2 separate regions of the Homo sapiens genome follow, and region 1 is linked to region 2. A link is a loop called in an ENCODE intact Hi-C map of the cell type or tissue named here. Cell type or tissue: gastrocnemius medialis. All regions are shown on one strand. Each heading gives the region's core, and the rest is flanking DNA. Links, peaks and the distances in the headings are about the cores only. Region 1 overlaps MAF (MAF bZIP transcription factor). Region 2 has its middle 59 kb from the start of MAF.

Evidence for each region. A loop is a pair of places that touch in the nucleus more often than their neighbours do. Peaks named below come from ENCODE experiments on the same cell type or tissue, not always from the same donor. Only the 100,000 strongest peaks of a DNase experiment are listed, where the experiment ranks them.
Region 1: it touches region 2 in a loop (4-fold over the local background); 5 of 110 quality-filtered maps call a loop at or near these places.

The regions. Positions count from the first base shown.
Region 1 is chr16:79,589,243-79,597,577 of GRCh38, reverse strand. It overlaps MAF (MAF bZIP transcription factor), which reads left to right. Exons shown (of 2, transcript NM_005360.5): 2 at 3,025-3,740. The coding sequence ends at 3,118. Among named protein-coding and RNA genes, the nearest start is that of MAF, 7.3 kb to the left of the region's middle. In gastrocnemius medialis, for the core only: no CTCF peak of the experiment used is centred there; DNase peaks (open chromatin) are centred at 4,287, 5,521 and 7,568; H3K4me3 peaks cover 7,240 bases; H3K27ac peaks cover 8,000 bases.
Region 2 is chr16:79,538,036-79,546,370 of GRCh38, reverse strand. It overlaps a transcript of MAF not described here. Among named protein-coding and RNA genes, the nearest start is that of MAF, 59 kb to the left of the region's middle. In gastrocnemius medialis, for the core only: no CTCF peak of the experiment used is centred there; DNase peaks (open chromatin) are centred at 3,700, 4,050 and 4,970; H3K27ac peaks cover 2,923 bases.

The DNA.
Region 1 (8,335 bases), core at 189-8,188, 51 kb before region 2:
CCAATGCACTGAAGGCATTCCTTGTCAAAGATACCAGAATGGGTTACACATTTAACCTGGCAAACATTGAAGAACTCTTAATGTTTTCTTTTTAATAAGAATGACGCCCCACTTTGGGGACTAAAATTGTGCTATTGCCGAGAAGCAGTCTAAAATTTATTTTTTAAAAAGAGAAACTGCCCCATTATTTTTGGTTTGTTTTATTTTTATTTTATATTTTTTGGCTTTTGGTCATTGTCAAATGTGGAATGCTCTGGGTTTCTAGTATATAATTTAATTCTAGTTTTTATAATCTGTTAGCCCAGTTAAAATGTATGCTACAGATAAAGGAATGTTATAGATAAATTTGAAAGAGTTAGGTCTGTTTAGCTGTAGATTTTTTAAACGATTGATGCACTAAATTGTTTACTATTGTGATGTTAAGGGGGGTAGAGTTTGCAAGGGGACTGTTTAAAAAAAGTAGCTTATACAGCATGTGCTTGCAACTTAAATATAAGTTGGGTATGTGTAGTCTTTGCTATACCACTGACTGTATTGAAAACCAAAGTATTAAGAGGGGAAACGCCCCTGTTTATATCTGTAGGGGTATTTTACATTCAAAAATGTATGTTTTTTTTTCTTTTCAAAATTAAAGTATTTGGGACTGAATTGCACTAAGATATAACCTGCAAGCATATAATACAAAAAAAAATTGCAAAACTGTTTAGAACGCTAATAAAATTTATGCAGTTATAAAAATGGCATTACTGCACAGTTTTAAGATGATGCAGATTTTTTTACAGTTGTATTGTGGTGCAGAACTGGATTTTCTGTAACTTAAAAAAAAATCCACAGTTTTAAAGGCAATAATCAGTAAATGTTATTTTCAGGGACTGACATCCTGTCTTTAAAAAGAAATGAAAAGTAAATCTTACCACAATAAATATAAAAAAATCTTGTCAGTTACTTTTCTTTTACATATTTTGCTGTGCAAAATTGTTTTATATCTTGAGTTACTAACTAACCACGCGTGTTGTTCCTATGTGCTTTTCTTTCATTTTCAATTCTGGTTATATCAAGAAAAGAATAATCTACAATAATAAACGGCATTTTTTTTTGATTCTGTACTCAGTTTCTTAGTGTACAGTTTAACTGGGCCCAACAACCTCGTTAAAAGTGTAAAATGCATCCTTTTCTCCAGTGGAAGGATTCCTGGAGGAATAGGGAGACAGTAATTCAGGGTGAAATTATAGGCTGTTTTTTGAAGTGAGGAGGCTGGCCCCATATACTGATTAGCAATATTTAATATAGATGTAAATTATGACCTCATTTTTTTCTCCCCAAAGTTTTCAGTTTTCAAATGAGTTGAGCCATAATTGCCCTTGGTAGGAAAAACAAAACAAAACAGTGGAACTAGGCTTCCTGAGCATGGCCCTACACTTCTGATCAGGAGCAAAGCCATCCATAGACAGAGGAGCCGGACAAATATGGCGCATCAGAGGTGGCTTGCGCACATATGCATTGAACGGTAAAGAGAAACAGCGCTTGCCTTTTCACTAAAGTTGACTATTTTTCCTTCTTCTCTTACACACCGAGATTTTCTTGTTAGCAAGGCCTGACAAGATTTAACATAAACATGACAAATCATAGTTGTTTGTTTTGTTTTGCTTTTCTCTTTAACACTGAAGATCATTTGTCTTAAATAGGAAAAAGAAAATCCACTCCTTACTTCCATATTTCCAAGTACATATCTGGTTTAAACTATGTTATCAAATCATATTTCACCGTGAATATTCAGTGGAGAACTTCTCTACCTGGATGAGCTAGTAATGATTTCAGATCATGCTATCCCCAGAAATAAAAGCAAAAAATAATACCTGTGTGGAATATAGGCTGTGCTTTGATTTACTGGTATTTACCCCAAAATAGGCTGTGTATGGGGGCTGACTTAAAGATCCCTTGGAAAGACTCAAAACTACCTTCACTAGTAGGACTCCTAAGCGCTGACCTATTTTTAAATGACACAAATTCATGAAACTAATGTTACAAATTCATGCAGTTTGCACTCTTAGTCATCTTCCCCTAGCACACCAATAGAATGTTAGACAAAGCCAGCACTGTTTTGAAAATACAGCCAAACACGATGACTTTTGTTTTGTTTTCTGCCGTTCTTAAAAGAAAAAAAGATAATATTGCAACTCTGACTGAAAGACTTATTTTTAAGAAAACAGGTTGTGTTTGGTGCTGCTAAGTTCTGGCCAGTTTATCATCTGGCCTTCCTGCCTATTTTTTACAAAACACGAAGACAGTGTGTAACCTCGACATTTTGACCTTCCTTTATGTGCTAGTTTAGACAGGCTCCTGAATCCACACTTAATTTTGCTTAACAAAAGTCTTAATAGTAAACCTCCCCTCATGAGCTTGAAGTCAAGTGTTCTTGACTTCAGATATTTCTTTCCTTTTTTTTTTTTTTTCCTCATCACAACTAAGAGATACACAAACTCTGAAGAAGCAGAAATGGAGAGAATGCTTTTAACAAAAAAGCATCTGATGAAAGATTTTAGGCAAACATTCTCAAAATAAGAGTGATATTCTGGATGTAGTTATTGCAGTTATCTCATGACAAATGAGGCCTGGATTGGAAGGAAAATATAGTTGTGTAGAATTAAGCATTTTGATAGGAATCTACAAGGTAGTTGAATATAATAAGCAGGTTTGGGCCCCCAAACTTTAGAAAATCAAATGCAAAGGTGCTGGCAAAAATGAGGTTTGAGTGGCTGGCTGTAAGAGAAGGTTAACTCCTAGTAAAAGGCATTTTTAGAAATAACAATTACTGAAAACTTTGAAGTATAGTGGGAGTAGCAAACAAATACATGTTTTTTTTTTCTTACAAAGAACTCCTAAATCCTGAGTAAGTGCCATTCATTACAATAAGTCTCTAAATTTAAAAAAAAAAAAATCATATGAGGAAATCTAGCTTTCCCCTTTACGCTGCGTTTGATCTTTGTCTAAATAGTGTTAAAATTCCTTTCATTCCAATTACAGAACTGAGCCCACTCGCAAGTTGGAGCCATCAGTGGGATACGCCACATTTTGGAAGCCCCAGCATCGTGTACTTACCAGTGTGTTCACAAAATGAAATTTGTGTGAGAGCTGTACATTAAAAAAAATCATCATTATTATTATTATTTGCAGTCATGGAGAACCACCTACCCCTGACTTCTGTTTAGTCTCCTTTTTAAATAAAAATTACTGTGTTAGAGAAGAAGGCTATTAAATGTAGTAGTTAACTATGCCTCTTGTCTGGGGGTTTCATAGAGACCGGTAGGAAAGCGCACTCCTGCTTTTCGATTTATGGTGTGTGCAAGTAAACAGGTGCATTGCTTTCAACCTGCCATACTAGTTTTAAAAATTCACTGAAATTACAAAGATACATATATATGCATATATATAATGGAAAGTTTCCCGGAATGCAACAATTAGCATTTTAAAATCATATATAGGCATGCACATTCTAAATAGTACTTTTTCATGCTTCATTGTTTCTCTGGCAGATAATTTTACTAAGAAGAAAAATAGATATTCGACTCCCCTTCCCTAAACAAATCCACGGGCAGAGGCTCCAGCGGAGCCGAGCCCCCTGGTTTTCTCGTAGGCCCTAGACGGTGTTGCATTTATCAGTGATGTCAAACGTGCTCATTTGTCAGACATAGCTGTAAATGAAAACAATGTGTGGCAAAATACAAAGTTAGTTAAATACACACCCTCTGTGTGATTTTTTGCTCCCTTTTCTTTTTTGCTCCTACTCAAAAAAAAAAAAATCACCTCCTTTACATTTCCCTGGCTTCTTGCATGTTTCCCTTTTCAAAAACCATGTAATAATTTTTTACAATGTATCTGACACATTAATATATTGACATCAAATAGGCAGACATTCTACTTTTGCCTGGCAAATAAATCTGCTACGGAGACATCATTTCCTCACTGTCTCAAAGCCATAACTACCTGGGAGTCTTTCAACACAGACCCCTCCGATGGGAAATGCTGTTTATTACTGAATGCAGGATGCTCACGCTCTGATCTTTTCTCCCTTGTGCCTTTACCCCAGTCATTTTTACTTAGCAACACCAATTCTAGATACTTCTGTTCTGAAGTAGAACCACCCCCTTGCCACACTGCCAGTTTTCCTGCTAAAAGCAGTGGACAGAAGACAGATCATGGTCACCCTCACAAACATGGCACACAGCTGTCTCGGTAGCTGCATTCCCAGCATGTCCTGGTCTAAATATCTAGAGTTGCCTATGACACGTTCAAAGGTTCCCAAGCACAGTACATTGGGAGGCTTTTGCTGCTGTGGCCGTTGTTTTCGTTTAGGCCAACTTACTTCCGTATTCACATACTCTTGGCTTTACGAAATACACTCCTCCAGTCTACTAGGCCAATCAATATATTTAAAAGTCTGATTGCCACATAAGTCTCTCTCTCTCTCTTTTTGTTTTTTGTTTGTTTGTTTTTTTCTGTTTTGGCTGCCGGTAGTTAAAGACTGAGATAGGTTGGAAGACTAAAATACAGGAGTACATGAGTGACAACCTTCAGCCGTCTGATTTCCATGCCGGTAAAACACACAACCAAGCTCTTCTTAGCGCTGCTAATATAAACATTCACTAAGAGGGAATAGGAAGTGAGATTTACCAGCTTCACTTTGCTGATTTGCAAGGTTCCCCACTACGATTCACTGTCATTTGATTTTTGAAAAATAATTTTGTCCGTCTCTTTGAAGAAATGTCTTAGTTCTTTTATTTTGTTTGTTTGGTTTTTTTTAGAGAAGTTTTATCTGCAGTGATAGGCTACAATTTTTATCTCCGCTGATTATTTGTCAGGATGCTGAATGAATAATTTGGTCCTGTGCCTTCCTTGTTGTTCTGAGGAAAATAAGAGAAACTTGGAAGTTTGTTTCACTCTTAGCCCATCCTAAATCTAAAAGAAGATGTCCCAGGTCCAGGCAGGCCATGTAGTAGTTATAAAGGAGGTGGTCCAGGTCCAGCCACCTCAATCAGGATTTGTTTGTTTTGAAGCATTTGCTTAAAAGCGGAGCAAGAGTCTTAACCCAACTTGCCATAACACTGCTTTTCTCGCTTTTGATGTAAATCTTCAAAATTCAGACATCAAACAGCCCCAGAAAAGGGGAATTCTCTCCAGGCATTGCTCCGCCCCAGCTCCTGAACAAACCCAGCTCTGTCTAGCATTTTTTTCCCTAGCGGGGGTAGGGGACAGGGTGAGAGAATTTCAGTCTCCCAGGCTGTCTCATGATTGTTAGGGCATAAAGAAACACAGTCCTGCCACAAATTGGGAGCATCTTTACCCTTTAGAGAGAAACAAAACAAAACTAAACAAACAAATCAAATTGCTTTGCATGAAGGCGTAGCAAATAAAATCTCGGGCTCCCTGTTCCCTGCACCATTTGTAGGAGGTGAGAAATGAGGGAAACAAGAGAAAGGGGAACTTTAAAAGCGGGAGGCCCAGAAATAATCCCTGTTACCAGTCTGAATTTCACTTGCTCCGTGGCTAACGTCAGACCTAGTGTGCATGTATGCCAGAAGTAAACTAGGCTCGGCTGTCCATTTCTTTAAAATATGTTCACATGTTTCCTTTTTGAAAACAATTTTGGGGACTAAACCCAAATGGAGAGATTTGAGGAAATCGTTAATGTCTTAACATTTGAGTATATTTATAAATGTATCAGTCTGTGATTCATAATGGTGACATTTTGGACCAGCCAGACATGTTGTACCAATATTTAAATGGTCACTGCAATAGTTTTATGACATCGTGACAGTATTTTATTGTTTAAATTCGAAGGCCCTCTGTGTGTTTTCCGTAAGTCTGCCCGAAGGAAAAAGGCTGAGATGGGAAGAGCAAACCAACGACGCACAGAAATAAGATCTTTCTATGAATTTTCATCAGAGTCGTACAGTTTTAAGAAACTCATAAAACACATTTTCCACGACTATGACTGGAATGCACAGTTCCTTACACAAATCGTAGCCTCTATTGAGCACCTCTTCTCTTGTTCAACACAATTCGTTTCCTTTTCCTTCCTTTTTACTAAATAACAGTTTTCCCTATAATTAGAACTGTGGATTGCAAAATCACATTCCTCTCTTCTACAGAGATGCACCTTAGATCTTTAGTTACAATTAGAAGGAGCATTAATTCAAGAAAGGAGGATGAAGGAGTCGTGTCTGCTGAGCTTTGGGAAAAAGAGTGGAAGGAGAGGAAGGAGTTTTCTGTATTTTCCCCTGCACTCCTCAACCTGCCCCTCACCCCTCAACCCAGGCCTTGGTGTGAGCTGCAGACCAGTGATTCGCATTCTGAATTTCTCTATTCTAAATATTCTGATTACCAGCCTTGACCGTTTCCAAGCTGAGATTCCAAAGAACTATTTTTTCCTTGTGGTTGGTCCTTTCCGTTAGGGAACAGGAGAAGCGATGAAACCTTATAGAACTGGATAGGAAGGAGAGAAAATCACTCTCCTTCCAGAATCCCCAACAAGGATTGTTGTAAAGGGAACACTGGCCTGAAAAATTAGGTCAGGAGTTCAGAGTCCCTTTTTGCAACCTATAGTTGCCCTGGTTCTCTATATGACCTCATCCACTTCTTGAGGCCTGTAGAAGTGCGTTTCTGACTTTTGTTGGAGGAATTCTGCAGAAGGAAAGCAGGCCGAGGATCCCAGGACAATAGGCAACCCCAAACTAGGCCCAGAGAGCAGAGGAGAGGAAGGGACCTGCCTGCAGAGGCTGGGAGAGTATGGCCCAGACTTTAACACAGGCCAACCTTGGCTTATGACCTCCAGTCACCAGGGGTCAGCTCCAGGTCATTCTCAGAGTCCCCCCAAAACCTCCCACCAAGAAGGATCTGTTTGCAGGGTGACTGACAAGCCGCTGACAGGTTGTGAGCTCTCCACAGAGTCCTAGAAACAACAGTGACGTCCTTAGCACCAGGGTCTGCACCCTTCCCACCTGACTCCTGTCCAATCCCAGTGTCCTCTCCATAATTTCTGACACCTTTTCCTTCCATGCCTGGTCATCCAGGGCCATGAAAGAGCCTCAAAAGTCACTGTCCTCAGGCCAACAAGTGGCAGAAGCTGAGATCTGGGACCCAATAAGTCACCTCCGCCCCACTTTAAGTGTAGACACAGACAGCGCTATGCAGAGGGTCCGGGGAGCATCACTGGAAGCTCAGCTGGAATCTTTAAAGCTGGCCAGAGCTTTTGGTGCAATGGTCTTGAAGCCTGGAATGAAGGAGATGTAGGCAGAGAGGATGCTGAGTTTGTCCCCTCTCCCATTTTCTAAGAACAACCCTCCCTCCATGCCCCCCCATCATCCCCCCCTCCGCCAACCTGGCCCGGGACAGGAACACCGCATCCCAGTCCTTTATGCATGGGTTCTGCGGGGCCCAATAGCCCTGGACATCACTGCCCGAGCCTGGTGGCTGCAGCTGCGTGGGGCTGGGTGTGCTCCCCACCCTCTGAGGTCCCCCGAGGGGCGTACAGTAGGTGCGCAGGGACTGGAGCCCAGACAGAGGGGGCGGGTCCCGAAGATTGCCTGAAGCTACCGAGTCCCTCAGTCCTGGGCCGGGCCTGCAGTCCCAGACCCGCGGCAGTGCCCAGGGAGCCGGTGCGCTCAGACGCCAGCAACGCAGCGCCCCTCGGAGATGCCCACGACGCCGCCCGGCGCCCGGGGGCGCTAATGACGGCCACACCCAGCGCGCCCCAGGGCCCCGCGCCCACCCAAGCTCCCGCACCCCTGCAGGAGCTCGGATTGTGTTCAAATTTGGTTTAAAAAGTCAAAAGGACTGCCCTAGCGCGAGCGAGCTCCGGGGGATATCAAAACTCCCCGGTGCGCCGCTCTCCTGGGTGGGCGGGCGCCTGGAGGGAGGGAGCAAGACTCGGTCCCGCAAGGCTCCGCCCTTCACCTTGAGACCCCCTCACTCCACCCGATCGCGGCCCCAGGAACCCTCTGTAAATAAGATCATCGGCTCCAGATCATTTGATTTTTCTTCTATTAGTTTTCCGGCCCATTTTCCAGATTTTTTTTCTTTTTTCTTTTTTTTTCCTGCTTCGGTTAGAGACAGAGTAAGAGGGAAAAAGAGAAAGGCAAGCGGGAAATCCAGATAGCATGTTTAAAAATCTTTATGGAAATCTCGATACGGTTTGGGGTTTCCGTGGTGTAGTTTGATGCACATTATAAAACAAAGTCAGTCAAGCAAACTTTATGAGGATTGCTCCAACAGCGCCAGGATGAGGGTCCTGCCTGCATTCTTGGATTTCATACAGTTCTAGACACATCTCAGGCAT
Region 2 (8,335 bases), core at 89-8,088:
TGACTGGAAAGTTTATTCCCTAAAACTAGTTTCAGGATGGAGTCTATAATATCCCACTCTGAAAAAAAAAAATTCTCTTATTGATTTTGATTTTCATTTGGGTTACCAATCAATAGTGTTTAAATTAAGATGACTGGGGTTATTTTATAAGGTGGACATAGATCTGTTCTCACAATGATAGAACTTTTTTGTCCTTTATCCAATAAAATCAAGTTTTAAAGTTCATCCCATCTCTTTAACCTTTTGATGATGTTGGTAACACTCATACCACATTTTGTTTATTTTTTCCAATGTAGTGATATATTTTATTTTATAATTTATTATTTATTTTTAATGGACAAAAATGTATATATTTATGGTGTATAATGTTTTAAAGTATGTTTACACTGTGAAATAGCTAATTAATTAGATTAATTAAATCAAGCAAATTAAAATATGCATTACCCCACATACTTATTTTTTTCTTGGTAGTGAAAACACTTAAAATCTACTCTCTAAGCAAGTTTGAAGTATACATTGTTATTAACTATAGTGACCAGGTTGTATAATGAATTTCTTGGACTTATTCCTCCTCTCTAATTGAAATTTTATGTCCTTTGAAAAACATCTCCCCCACTCCCCATCCCCTGGCTTCTGGTAACCACCGTACTACTCTCTGCTTCTATGGGCATCCATATTTTAAAATAGCTTACATAGAAATACTTTGAATTTTAGTATTGAGATCAAAGATAGACCAAAAAATAAGATGCCTCTGTGGGGGGGTGGGGGTTGCAGTGATACTTACAAAAATTTCTGGTAAATTTTGTAATGTCCACGATTTTCTATTGAAATCTTTTTTTTTTTTTCCAATGGCTTGTGAAAAACTGGAATTCTGCATGGGGTCCATCTTCATAGGCATGCAATGTGTGCAGTTGTACTCATGCTCAAATGGGTGCCACACTTGATTTAACATTCTGCTGTCCCCTTGAATCTCTTGATACTTTTTGAACAAGGAACCTTGCATTGTCGTTTTGCATGGGCCCCCTCAGTTCTGCAGCATGTCCAGTTCTGCATTCCCCACCTTTCACTCAGTACACAGACACTGTGTATGTTCTCCAAGCTTGATTTGCGGGAAGTTGAGGTCCAAAACAATGTCCTGTGTCTGAGTCTACTTTGTAATGCATGTTCTGCCCTTTCTCACTTTTTTTTCCTCCACATTATTTAAGGATATAATTTAGAACCATGGAGGGAAAGATTCTGAGATCATCTATTTAATATTCCAGGAGTTAAGAAGGAAAACAAACAACAGAAATGCATGCTGAGTGTCTTCTTGGAAAGTGGTGAAGGACACCATCCTGGCCTGAGGGAGCCAGTGGTCCCTGACCCAAGATTGCTTGAGTTCATAGAGAACCACCTCAAGCCCCATGAGGCTTAACTTAGCAATGGCCAAACATGAAAGTCCTGTCTAAGGATCAGTCCCTCGTTATTAGGTTAGCACCTCTTTCTGTGATTTCAGTTTTACCAAACATGAATGAATGTAAGTAAGGTGCCATATCAATACATAAAATAATATTTTAGTATTTTGTCTGTTGCTACTGACATTTTTTTTTTTTTTTTTTGAGACAGAGCCTTGCTCTGTCGCCCAGGCTGGAGTGCAGTGGTGCAATCTCAGCTTACTGTGAGGTCCGCCTCCTGGGTTCACGCCATTCTCCTGCTCAGCCTCCCGAGTAGCTGGGACTACAGGTACCTGCCACCACGCCTGGCTAATTTTTTGTATTTTTAGTAGAGACGGGGTTTCACCATGTTATCCACGATGGTCTCGATCTCCTGACCTTGTGATCCACCCAACTCGGTCTCTCAAAGTGCTGGGGTTACAGGCATGAGCCACCATGCCCGGCTGCTATTTACATTTTTATAGGAAAAAAATAATGATGGAATATTATTTAGGGAAATAAAATTTTGAAATCACTCAAAATACCTCCATCTCTACATCAGTGCTGTCCAGTAAAACTTTCTCTGCTGATGGACTCTTCTAGATCTGTGTTGTGCAATGCAGTAGCCATCTGCCATGTGTGATGACCGAGCACTTGAAATGAGTCTAGTGTGTCAGGAACTGAAGGCTTAGTTCTATTTAATTTTAATTAATTTAAATCTAAATAGCCATATGTAGCTAGTTCCTACTGTGTTGAACTGTAAATTTAATAGTTGCTCCTCTTATTTTAGTGTATATTCTTTGATTCTCTGTGCAAACTTTCCCCCCCACGGTTGACCATATCATACCACTTGTTGGGGTAGCTTTTTAAAACTTAATTTTACAAACATTTTCCCGTTTTTAGTCTAGCATTCAAAGATGGGGGTGTCTCTTGGTGTCTGTCTCTCTACCTTGGTACAAGAAAAGAGGGCCTGGGCCAGGTGCGGTGGTTCACGCCTGTAATCCCTGCACTTTGGGAGGCCGAGGCGGGTGGATCACGAGGTCTGGAGATGGAGACCATCTTGGCTAAAACGATGAAACCCCGTCTCTGCTAAAAATATAAAAAATTAGCCGGGCGCGGTGGTAGGCGCCTGTAGTCCCAGCTACTGGGCAGGCTGACGCAGGAGAATGCCGTGAACCCCGGAGGCGGAGCTTGCAGTGAGCCGAGATTGCACCACTGCACTCCAGCCTGGGCGACAGAGCGAGACTCCGTCTCAGAAAAAAAAAAAAGAAAAAAAAAAAAAGAAAAAGAAAAGAGGGCCTGGAAATTGTTCAGCTGTAAACATCGCATTGACCCTTGGCCACCGTTGAGGAGCACCATATTATGTTACCCAGAACGTGGGGCATTGAGACAAAGGAAAGGAATTTTGTGACTGAGCGCGTCTGTCCTGCCCGCAAAGGCTTTGGAAAGGTGGGACTGCCCGCCATCTTGAGAACATCCAGACATTTGTTGAACATCCGCTAGGTGTCCACCACATGCTCTTTGTGTAAGTGGCTCTTGTCATCTTGGCAGAAAGCCTCTACTGTAGGCACCATTCCCATTTTGTGTATGAGATAAGTGGGAAGGAGGCACTTGACCAGGGTCATGGTGTCTGACCGGGATTGATCCCCAGTTCTCCCTGGCTTAAAATCCCATTCTAGCTACACTCTTGCCTGTCTCCAAGATACTGGGGAATCATATGGACAGACCCAGCTAGCATGGATCGCGCCTACCTTTGTCTCTTATCCTTTTAAATGCCTGAGAAAAATCTGCTTTTATTACTATGTTATCACTCTTCATGATGTTACCACGAATGTTCCCACTTTGTCTAGTGAAATGCAAAACTCAAAATGATGTGGTTCTGCTTTTAAAAGGCTTAACATTTACTGTTTTTTATTGTTTATGTGATTGTGAGAGAGAGATGGAGAGAGAAAACATAACTGCACATACACACACGTGTGCATGCACACACATATGCAATCCTGTAAGGTCACACAATGGGATAATTTCTTTACTATTATAGGTCAGATGTGCTAGCTTATGATATAAAAACCACCCAGAGTCTAACTTATGTGGAAACCAACTGCCTTGACACTCCTTTCTTAAAGTCTATCATGATCTACTAGCCATGGTCACTGAAGATTAACCAAGGCCAGGAGCAGTTCAGTGAATTGCTATGGGGTTGAGGTATGAGTCCCAAAGGGGAAGGAAGCTAACCCCTCCCAGTCCAGGAAACCCAGCTTGCCCATCAGTGCACGAGCCCCAGAAAGTCCAAGCTTGCAAGATTCTCCAGGCCAAGAGCGGCTTTGCTAAGGTCATCAGATCTGGCCACTGTACCCAGAGTGGAGACCTCTGATTGGAGGGGAAGGAAGAGCAGTTCCCTCTTTCTTTCCCTGCTTCCTTTTGTTATCCAAGGGCCTCAGAGATGTCTGGGGGGTGGCTGGGGGTAGTGTGATTTGAAACTCCGCCATAGGCCATGTCCCTGGGGCCACTGACCCCTGTTGCTTGGGAGACACCAGCCTGGAAGCTGGCCTTGACTCTATCTAATCCAACAGGCACTTACTCACCACGTGGCATGGTCCAAAAATAACACGCACCAGGGGGGCCTTGGGGACACCAGACCTAGCTAGCGAGAGGCCACCACTGGCTGAGAACCGCTTTCCTGTTTGCGTTCCTGCCCGGAGGCTTCGTGGAGCTCGCTTGGACTTCCTGTTTCCTCCTCCTTCCAAAGTTCCCATTCGCTCCCCTCTTCAGCTGCACAGGACTTGCTCCAGGAGCCCCGTGTCCCAGCAAGGATGGTCACCTGCCGCTGAATTGTCATTAGCAGTTGGAGGAAATTGTCACCAAAGACTGAAACGCTTGGAGTCAGGAGAACTGGGACCAACCAGCTTAGCTTTTTATTCCAAAGCCTATCTCATGCCTTGAGGAAACTGAGCAAATGCCACAATCTGAACCTGTTTTTTAATCATTCAAAACCCTAGTAGTAACCGGGCTTGTTGGCTCATGTCTGTAATCCCAGCACTTTGGGAGGCTGAGGATGGTGGATCGCTTGAGGTGAGGTGTTCAAGGCCAGTCTGGCCAACATGGTAAAACCCCGTCTCTAGTAAAAATACAAAAATTAGCTGGGCGTGGTGGTGCCTGCCTTTAATCCCAGCTACTGAAGACGCTGAGGCAGGAGAATCTCTTGAACCCGGAGGTGGAGGTTGCAGTGAGCTAAGATTGCACTCCAGCCTGGGCAGCAGACTGGAACACCATCTCAAAAAAAAAAAAAAAAAAAACTAAAAAAACCCTAGTAGCTTAGCTGGTAACAAGGGCCCTGGTAGAACCTTGTCTGAATTAGGGTCTCGTCTTTCACCAGCTGTATGAACTTGGCCATATTACGTATTGTCCTAAGCCTCAGTTTCCTTATCCTTAAAAGGAGAACAGCTCCTGTGTAGCAGCATTTATTATTTTTTTTTTTTTTCTGGTGGTTTGGGAAGCAGGTACTACTGTGCCTAGAGTCCCTGCCAGGGACTGACGCAGGCTCCTTCAGCCCTGCGCATGACTGCCTCACTCAACAAGGGTTTGGGTTACGGGTACAAATATTTTCTGCACGAACAGGTGCATAGTCTGACAGTTGTGAGAGGACTTTTGGAGGTGATGAGACAGAATAATTCCAACCAAGATGATTTCCCTTAAATCTGGAATGTGTGGTTGCTGTAAACGCATGAGGTGGCTTAGAGTACGATAGCAGTCGTTGAAGAAGCAGCAGTAGTAACAGTAATGGTAAAAGTAATTGTGATAGCAATAATTATAGCACTATTAGATTAGTATAGTAGTGGTAATATCAGTAGCAGCAGCTCTAGTAGTAACAGGAATAGTGATAGCAGTAATCGTGTCAATAGTAGTAATGGTAGCAACAGCAGTAGTAACCGTAGTAGTGTGATGTAGTGCTAAAAATAGCAGTTGTAGTAACCGTAGTAAATAGTAGTAGTGATAGTACTAGCGGTAATAGCAATAGTAGTAGTGGTGATAATCGTATTAATGGTAAAAGTACAGTAGTAGCAGTAAAGAGTAATAATTAACCTAGATTGTGCACTGCAGATGCCGCTAAATTTTTTACAGACCAACTCCTTTACTTTTCCCAAATAACCCTAAGATAGCTGTTTTCCCCACATGTCAGAGAAGAGGGTGAGTCCTGATGCTCATATTTGGATACTGAATTGTTTATTTCCAGCCTGTGCCACGCAAAATTCGATCTACATTGTCAACCTCATTAGACCTTCACAAGGTCATCTGCCATCTCCCCGGCATGCACCGGGAAGCAGACACCCAGCAAAGTGGTCTGGCTTCCCACAGAGGTTCCTAGCCAGTTGACCATGCCAATGAGCATTGTTGACCATGAGCAGGGTGGGGTGCTGATGGGAGAGGAAGCCCCTGTGATGGACCCAGTCCTCCAGCTGGCTTCGTCTGAGCTGGCCAGTGAGTCTTTTGGTGCGTGGATGCCCTTGTCTTCAGAGTAACTGATCTCGCTGGGAGGCTGAGTGGTTGAAGCGTTGGAATCAGGTTTGTTTGGTTCTCATGGTTCTTCTGGGAGCCAGTGACACCAGAGCGCAGGGACTTCAGGGAAGCAGAGTTACTGAGCTCTCATGCCCTAACTGCAATCTCGATGTGTCTGGAGATGGCCTCCCTGGGGATTACAAGGAGGTGCTGTGTTCCATCTAGTTGGCCAGCTTTTTCTCAGAGTCTTCATCACGTAACCTGTCTGATAATCCCACCTCATTCCTTTACAGCCTCTGGTCCTCCACCTGCCTCGGTGGCTGCATGCTCCTGTGGTGACCTCTTGGGGATCCTTTTGGCCCTGACTCTACCACTGCAGTCTCAATTCTTCCCCTTAGCAGGGACAGCTCACAAATGAGGCTCCTCCCAGCAGTGGGCTTCAGGAGAGACTCACCTGGCTATGTTTGCTTAAAATTTATATATATATTTTTTTGTTACAGAAATCATCTCATACTTACAGTAAAGGATATAGGAAAAGCTAAAAATCACTCATAATTTCATCAGAGAAAAAAATCACCATTTTTACCTCGGAGAATCTTTTTGCAATGGATTTTCAATGCACACATGCCTCAGAGTGTCTGACATGATTGTGATCATGTGGCATTTAGAAAGGCATGCATCTTGCATTTTTCCGTTTAGCACTAGGCTATGTGTAATTAACATTATCCAAAGCTGCAGAATATTATACTTTATGAATGAAACTATTTAATTATCAAACTATTATTGGATGTTTAGATTGTCTCCATTTTTCCTGTTATAGATAACACTATATTGAACATCTTTATAAATCTTAGTCTGAATCTCTGATTATATCTTTATTATAAATGTTCACGAAAAATTGTTATAGTTAATTTTAAAACTTTCTTTTCTTTCTTTCTCTTTTGTTTTGTTTTGTTTTGAGGTGGAGTCTCGCTCTGTCACACTGGCTGGAGTGCAGTGGCGCGATCTCGGCTCACTGCAACCTCCACCTCCTGGGTTCGAGTGATTCTCTTGCCTCAGCCCCCTCTAGTAGTTGGGATTACAGGTGCATGCCACCAAGCCCGGCCAATTTCTGTAATTTTAGCAGATACAGGGTTTTACCATGTTGGCCAGGCTGGTTTAAACTCCTGCCCTCAGGTTATCCACCCGGCTCGGCCTCCCGAAGTGCTGGGATTACAGGCATGAGCCACCACACCTGGCCTAATTTTAAAACTTAATGCATATAATAAGATTGCTTTCCAGAAAGACTGAATTAGTTTATACTACCACAAATACCACAGGAGATACCCAGTTTCACTGTAACTACCTTATTAGAATTATTCATTTTACAAAACTTTCTTTCATAGTCAAGCAAAATAATGTCTTTGTATTCATCTTTGTCTACTCTTGAACATTTTTCTGTATTTTTATTTATGGCCGTTTTTGTTCCTCCTTCCATGAATTGTCTGTTCTTTTCCTTTTCTACCTCATCTTGTTTTTCAAGAGTGTTTGTATTTTCCTGGGTGATTTCTTTTTCTTTCTTTCTTTCTTTCTTTCTTTCTTTCTTTCTTTTCTTTTCTTTTCTTTTCTTTTCTTTCTTTCTTTCCTTCTTTCTTTCGAGACAGAGTCATGCTCTGTCACCCAGGCTGTAGCGTAGTGGTGTGATCTCAGCTCACTGCAACCTCCACCTCCTTGGTTCAAGTGATTCTCCTGCCTCAGCCTCCTGAGTAGCTGGGACCACAAGCATGTGCCACCATGTTCCCAGGTGATTTCTCCCAGCAATTTATATCTCCCAGCAATATATAATGGAACAATATTTGTGATAAAATTTCTTCCATGTTTATCTCTGGCCTTTTAATTATAGTTATATTTTTACATGTATAATATTTAGTTTGTAAATAAAGTGTAGTCAGGTTTAATATTCTTTCTTTGCTTTAGTGTTTGAAAAGATTCCATAAGCATCAGTTAATTCTTCCCCCATACTTTCTTCATTTTTATGGTTTTTATATCGGACATTTAAATATTCAGTGCATTTAGAATTTATTTGGGTATTTCACATCAGATGCTGGCTTAATTATTTTTGTATAAATCACCAGTTTTCTAACAGTGTTTGTCAAAAGAAGCCTTCCTTTCTCTAATGGTTTGTATATGCATCTTGTACTGTGCTTTAATTTTACACACACAGAAACGTTTCAGGGCTATTTTACTTCATTCATCTATTTATTTGTTGATTCTTAAAATAGGACAGAACTCTTTTTTATAGTTTTATGATAAATTTAATATCTGCTATAGTGATCATTCTTCTCATTCTTCTTTTTCAAAATTGTTTTTGAAGTGAAAAGGAAAAATAATGCCTTTTAATTTTCTTTCTTGGTGCAGTATGTAGAATAGATTTCACACTCTGCACT